Linked DNA regions of Mus musculus: region 1 is linked to region 2. The links are chromatin loops, found by intact Hi-C in ENCODE. Cell type or tissue: left cerebral cortex. All regions are shown on one strand. Links, peaks and the distances in the headings refer to the core of each region. The heading gives the core; the rest is flanking DNA.

Region 1 (2,912 bases), core at 175-2,674, 320 kb after region 2:
GCTCTTAAGACTGGAGAGCGGGCACCAGAGAGTTAACTGAAGGGTTCCCACCATCTCCCTGGCTTCTCAGCCACACTACAGTATCCCATCCGGTACAAGCTCCTTTTCTCATCTTCCTTTAAAACAAGAGACAGAACTATTCTCTGAGTAACTTTTAGCTCATGATACCAGCATTTGAAAAGGAGAAAACAGAAAAAGTTTATTTTAAAAAAGAGCAGACCCAGTAAGATGCCAGAAACACAAAAGAGGGCATAGCTATATGACTTTCTGTGCCATTTGGGGTTTTTGTTTGTTTGTTTGTTTGTTTGCTTGTTTATTTGGGTTTTTTGTTTTGTTTTGTTCCCCCCACCCCAAGGTGCTGATTCTATAAATAGCCTCTTAGGGCAAGCAACAAATGCTTTTCTGTGGTAGTAGTTGTCCCCTTCCCTCACCAGCCTCTTAGTAGAGCACACTAAATCATCAAGGTACCTCCCCTGTCCTGGAAGCTAGCTTTGACTATCCAGACTCCTGATGAGAACAACTCTGGGAGATTGCAGACAAGCAGCCCATAGGCATGTTCATCTGAGGGGCAGCTGTAGCCGAGAGGGTTCCATCGCTGGCCCTCTGTACCCTGAATCATGCCATCCTGTCATAGTGTGTAACCAAACAAGAGTGGACGGTGGCCAGGCAGGTGGAGAAATGGCTGTGGGAACTACTTAAGAGACCATCTGAGATCACTCAGAGGAGTTGGAAGCTGCGGCAGCCAGGCAAATAAGCAACCACATGTCACCTTTAAAGGAAAGGGAAGAGGTACCTCTCGGCAGATGAGTTGGTGGCCATCAGCAAGTCCTCCTCAGCAGTCTGTCTCACTCACGCAGCTCCTCAACTGCCATGGAGAGCCCCAGGCACGTGTGGTCACAGATCCCTCCGTGTTTGCATTCCCTCCACCCCTCCCATCAGGACCCGCACCGTCAGCCCTGTGCACAGGAGTGCGAAGCAGAGCCCACAGCTCAGCCACTGGGGGCCTCCATAGGCACAGTGCGGACTGGTTTCTGAGGGAGACTGACAGCAGTCCCAAGGTCCCAGGAACACCCTCTTCTTGCTCTCAGAGGTAATTCCTCTGAAGAGCATCTGCCTGGCGCGTGGTTACTACACAGGGTACTGCCTGCTCCCTCTCCAATGCCCTGACAGAAACCACAGCTCTCCACAAGGAGGCTTGCTGGGGACACCCAGTGTCCCTCCATCTTCCCATAGACAATGCCTTGTCCACTGCCATCAGAATGCCTCCCTCCCCTTCTTTACCCCCCACCCTGGTAATCCCCACACGGGGGGCTTTTTCTTTCATCCGGAGCTATAGCATTCACATTTCCTTCCTACCCAGCAGCCTGAGGCAGCAATGCTGGCCAGTATCTTCTCATACAATAAGCGCTTATACAATCTCTCTAGTTTTCTAACACCTGGATTACATTTTCTCTGCCATCTCTGATTACTTCTGCAGATACCCTGAGGGCTCATTAGGCCATCAAAGCTTAAAAAAAACAAAAAACAAAAACAAAAAACAAAACAAATCACTTTCATTGTGAAAACGTTCCCAGAAAAGTCATTGTGTATGCTAGAACAATGCAGATATGGAAGAGGCAGAGACAGAAGAGAGTGGTAGAGAGACAAACAGGGGCAAAGTTAGAGAGGCCAGGGGGCCAGGAGAGGCAGGGAGAGGGGGAAGGAGAAAGGAAGAGAGCACAAAGATACTTCAGACCCTTCAGACCGAGTCACATGGCACTGAAACATAGCCTACTGATGGAAAAATGTACAGTTGTTTCTACTTGTGCAAATTATAACTGTTTTAGGCAATATATTCATATATGGGATATGCCAACTTAAAATGTTTGTTAAAAATATTAGCTGTATATGTTATTTAGATATCACCCCTGCACACACACACACACACACACCAGAACAAAACACATATACAGTACTTTATTCTTTAAGTCCACAGCATCAGCTGTCTTTAGTTTGGACTACACATAGAAGGGTGTCAGTTGAGACATTGTATTTTGCAGTGGGGCTGGAACTTAGCTTAGTGAGAAACAGGTTAATGTTTTGCAAGTTTTTGTTCAAGTTCACCTCCCATTACTTTTGTCAGGGGATGCTACGAAATTTTAAAAGAAGAGAGAGAGAGAGAGAGAGAGAGAGAGAGAGAGAGAGAGAGAGAGAGAGAGAGAGAGAGAGAGAGAGAGAGATTCTTTAAGACAGGGAAAGGAGGAATACTGCAGTGAGCTCAGCTATGGAGGGATCCTCCTGAGAGCAGGGTAGCCTGAGCTTCCCTCACCGCCACTCACTTGCGACCTCAACAGTATTCTGGGGGACTCTTCAGACTTTATTGTCAAATATTAGATGCATTTGAAAAACTAGTTATTGATTAGAAAACATGGCCCTTGAAGAAAATGGGCAAGCAGTTGAGTTCAAGTTCAGGGCAGAGAGGTCCCTACCGAGGGAGCCTCATTATTTCCTCTTGTTCCAAAAAGTGGATCTATTTTAAAGCACAAGAGTGACTAAAACCTTACGTTATTGTTTGTAATTTAAAATCTAGCCACTGAAATGCATAGCAAGTAAACTGTGTTAGAAGAGATAATATGCATTTTTGAAACAACAGGTCTCCATAGAATTAGACTGTCTTACAGGTTGACATGGGATGTCTGGCTTAGACATACGACATTTAAAATATTATTTTATTAGCAAATATAATTTCCTCAGATATAACTGCCTTTTTGAACGTGGTACATGTGCTGCATTTCTACATAGAACAAACAATGCAAATGAATATTCAAATTTTAAATCCATTATTTTTTAATCTATGTATAATGGTAACAAATAGAAAACTTTGAAAGATCTTTAATACTGCAAAATAACTTTTATTTACATTTATTTTTGAT
Region 2 (2,912 bases), core at 135-2,634:
TAAGCAGTCAGAAGCAATGTACAAGTCACACAAAAACTAGTTTCTTGTTTACAGGTGGCCTGCTGCAACTGGAGATATACCAGGCTTTTGCAAAGAATTCCTCATCAAGAGATTCAAAGGAATGCTGCCCCATCCTGATGTGCTGGCCAAGATCCAAGTGCAGTTGGTTACATTTTGATCATGAGGGAAATGTGGGTTGAAGCCATAGCAAAAAGACGCCTGAGCAAAGTGTGCTGGATTGTTGCTCCTAAGGGTGTTGCTTTGAGCTGCTAAAGCTATTTGTCCATCAGGCACTGATTTAAATGCTGCTAGACCGTAAGGCAAGAGGAAGCCCTCGAGCTGCTCACAGTTTGTGAAGACAACGGCAAGGCAAGAGTCCTGCAATTGGCAGGAAGGCTAGTTCAGGACGTCAACGGCAAGGCAAGAGTCCTGTGTGCGACAGGAGGGCTAGTTCAGGAAGTCACTGAACATGAGCAGGTGGTCTATGGCACTAGGGCCCTGGACAGGGAGCCTGAAAAAAATGACATGGGTGTCAAACAGAAGGCTATGCTCAGGTCACCCCTAGACTATGGTCATGGGGCTGGGGGTGGGGCAGCATCTTCCTAGCCATGCAGAGGACAGAATGGTAGGGAAGGTCAGGGAAGCAAGGGTTGTCATTTGAAGGGTAACTGCTGTCATCACGCTGTGCGGTCAAGTTTGGCCTTTTGTCCTTATAGACACCTAAGAGTCCACACTGAGTGGAGTGGGTAAGGTTTCAATGTTCTTTTTATCATTTCACTGGCTCCTTCTGTAGCCTGCTTGAAAATGAGTGGTGTACACTCAGTTACAAAGGAGAACAGTCTCATTCTGCTGCTGCTGGCTCTGGGCTCGTACAGATGCCAGACTTATGTTTCCAAGTTCTAACAGAGAGCAGAGGGAACTATGGCTAGTGTGTGTGTGTGTGAGTGTGAGTGTGAGTGTGAGTGTGTGTGTGTGTGTGTGTGTGTGTGTAGTTCAGTGCCAACACCACACAGATTTCTGAGCTGTCACTGGCCTAGGCAGTGTTTAGAATGAAGACTACAAGTTTAAGGGCTGGCTGTTACCAGGTAGATTTTTATCTCTGGTGTCCATTTTAAAAAATTTTAGACAATAATTTTCTGAACATTTAGGTAACACTGAAAACATTTTTCCTTGGGAGAAATGCATATCTGAAGACAAACATTTCCAGATAGAAATGGCATGATATGAAAGAACTGGAGAGCACCCAGCTCCACTAGGCACAGATGTCACTGGAGACCCCTTCCCAGACAATCCACTTTCAAACAGGACACTGTTTTCTGTGAGCTAACAGCAATGAGACTCTTAAAAGAGACTTGGTGACACGAATGCTTACTTGAGCTCTTGGGAACTGGTGGCCAGCATACTTCGAATGCTTTTGTCCGCCAGGGGGCAGCCAGACAGACTGTAAGACAGGCCAGGAGACACAGTGAGTGGACCCTTAGGCGGTGACAGCACCCGAACAACACAACACAAAGTTGAAATTAAAAGTTCAATGCAGAGGTGCAGTGAGCCAAGTGCTGTATACTGCAGGATTGTATTACTAACTCTGAGTGCCATCAAGAGTGTGTTTAAGAAAACATTTCTGTTAATAATTTGAAGAAAAAAAATCAGACAAAATACATGTTCTTTTTGGTTTAAATTTTTGGGAAGAATTTTTGTGAATCTGGGTGTCCTAAGGTTAACAATCCTTGTGTAACTTGTAAATTAGCATGCTATGAAGGGAAGCATACAGCACTCAGAGTGTTGACACAGAAGCCAACATTTGTACTTTGACAGCATTGTTGAGGTAAGCTGAAAACAATAAATTGAAAGACGGAATCCACCATGATAAAAATGAAGTCACACCTTCAATGTGAGGCGTAATTACCAGTCACATGACCACTCCCATTATACCCTGGAGTTGGACATCTGCCACCAAACAAAAACAAAGAGAGCCAGAATAGTATGTTAAAAAAAAAAAAAAAACAAACTTAAGAAATTTCATTGTTTCCAGTTTAGCTGCAACGGGCATTAAGCACCCCGGAGAAAGCTGCCAAATGCAAAGGGTTAAATGAAATGGCGCCTGCACACAGTAGAGCATCACTGAGAGCAAGCAGGTGTAAGGCAGTCTTTGGCTCTGCTCAACTGCAGCTGGAGAAATTCTCGGGCCGCAAGCGTGCATGCTCAAACAGCAAGGCCTGTTCAAACAGGTCTGTTTCTTAAAAGTAAGCCCGAGACAGGAGCCGTATGATGAACCAGCAAGCCACCTTATGCTATGCTTACGTTATTAAGTCCTTTTTGCTTTCCTTGCACTGAGGGTACTTGGGTTTGGGGCTTGGGATGGTCACCTCCCCTGGATACCGTCTTTCTTCCAGAGCCTCCTGGAATGGGTCCAAGTCTTCTGGCTGTAGACAGAACACAGCTTCAGAACCACATACAGCAAACAAACTCACCAGCGGAAGGTCCCTGGCTGCATGGCTGCCCTGTCTGTTCTTTTGCATCTCATATTTAAAACCCAAATGTATCTTTATTGTGATGAGGTCATTTGGAAAACACAAGGTGATCTGCCCATGGATCGTGCTCAGGATCAGTGGAGAGTCTAGAAACCAGAGGAACTACTCTACCTGGTCTTTTTTTAAAATCTAGAATCCAAGGCTTTCCTGGACAGTATGCATGTGTGTAGCTATGGCAAGAGACACCATTTAGAGTGGATTTCTGGCCAGTCAATGGTTAGTGTTTCATGTATATGTACTTTCCACATCAAGGCAATAGAAGACCAACTATGTTAATGTTGTAATATAAACCAGTTTTTAAAGTACCTATTTTTGGTGATTCCATACAGAACTAATCTAGGTTTTCCTAGAGAGGACAATGTTCACTATTCCTATTTCCTA

The links. Peaks named below come from ENCODE experiments on the same cell type or tissue, not always from the same donor. Only the 100,000 strongest peaks of a DNase experiment are listed, where the experiment ranks them.
Region 1: a loop joins it to region 2, with 3 times the contacts of the local background. A loop is called at or near these places in 2 of 42 quality-filtered maps.

Annotation. Positions count from the first base shown.
Region 1 is chr12:29,531,417-29,534,328 of GRCm38, reverse strand. All of the region lies in intron 1 of Myt1l (myelin transcription factor 1-like), which reads right to left. Among named protein-coding and RNA genes, the nearest start is that of Gm20208, 1.8 kb to the right of the region's middle. In left cerebral cortex, for the core only: a CTCF peak has its summit at 1,177; a DNase peak (open chromatin) is centred at 920; H3K4me3 peaks cover 2,383 bases; H3K27ac peaks cover 2,295 bases.
Region 2 is chr12:29,853,744-29,856,655 of GRCm38, reverse strand. It overlaps Myt1l (myelin transcription factor 1-like), which reads right to left. Exons shown (of 25, transcript NM_001093775.1): 17 at 2,302-2,423; 18 at 1,373-1,441. Among named protein-coding and RNA genes, the nearest start is that of Gm46346, 60 kb to the left of the region's middle. In left cerebral cortex, for the core only: a CTCF peak has its summit at 1,407 (motif pointing right); DNase peaks (open chromatin) are centred at 165, 1,422 and 2,326; H3K27ac peaks cover 959 bases.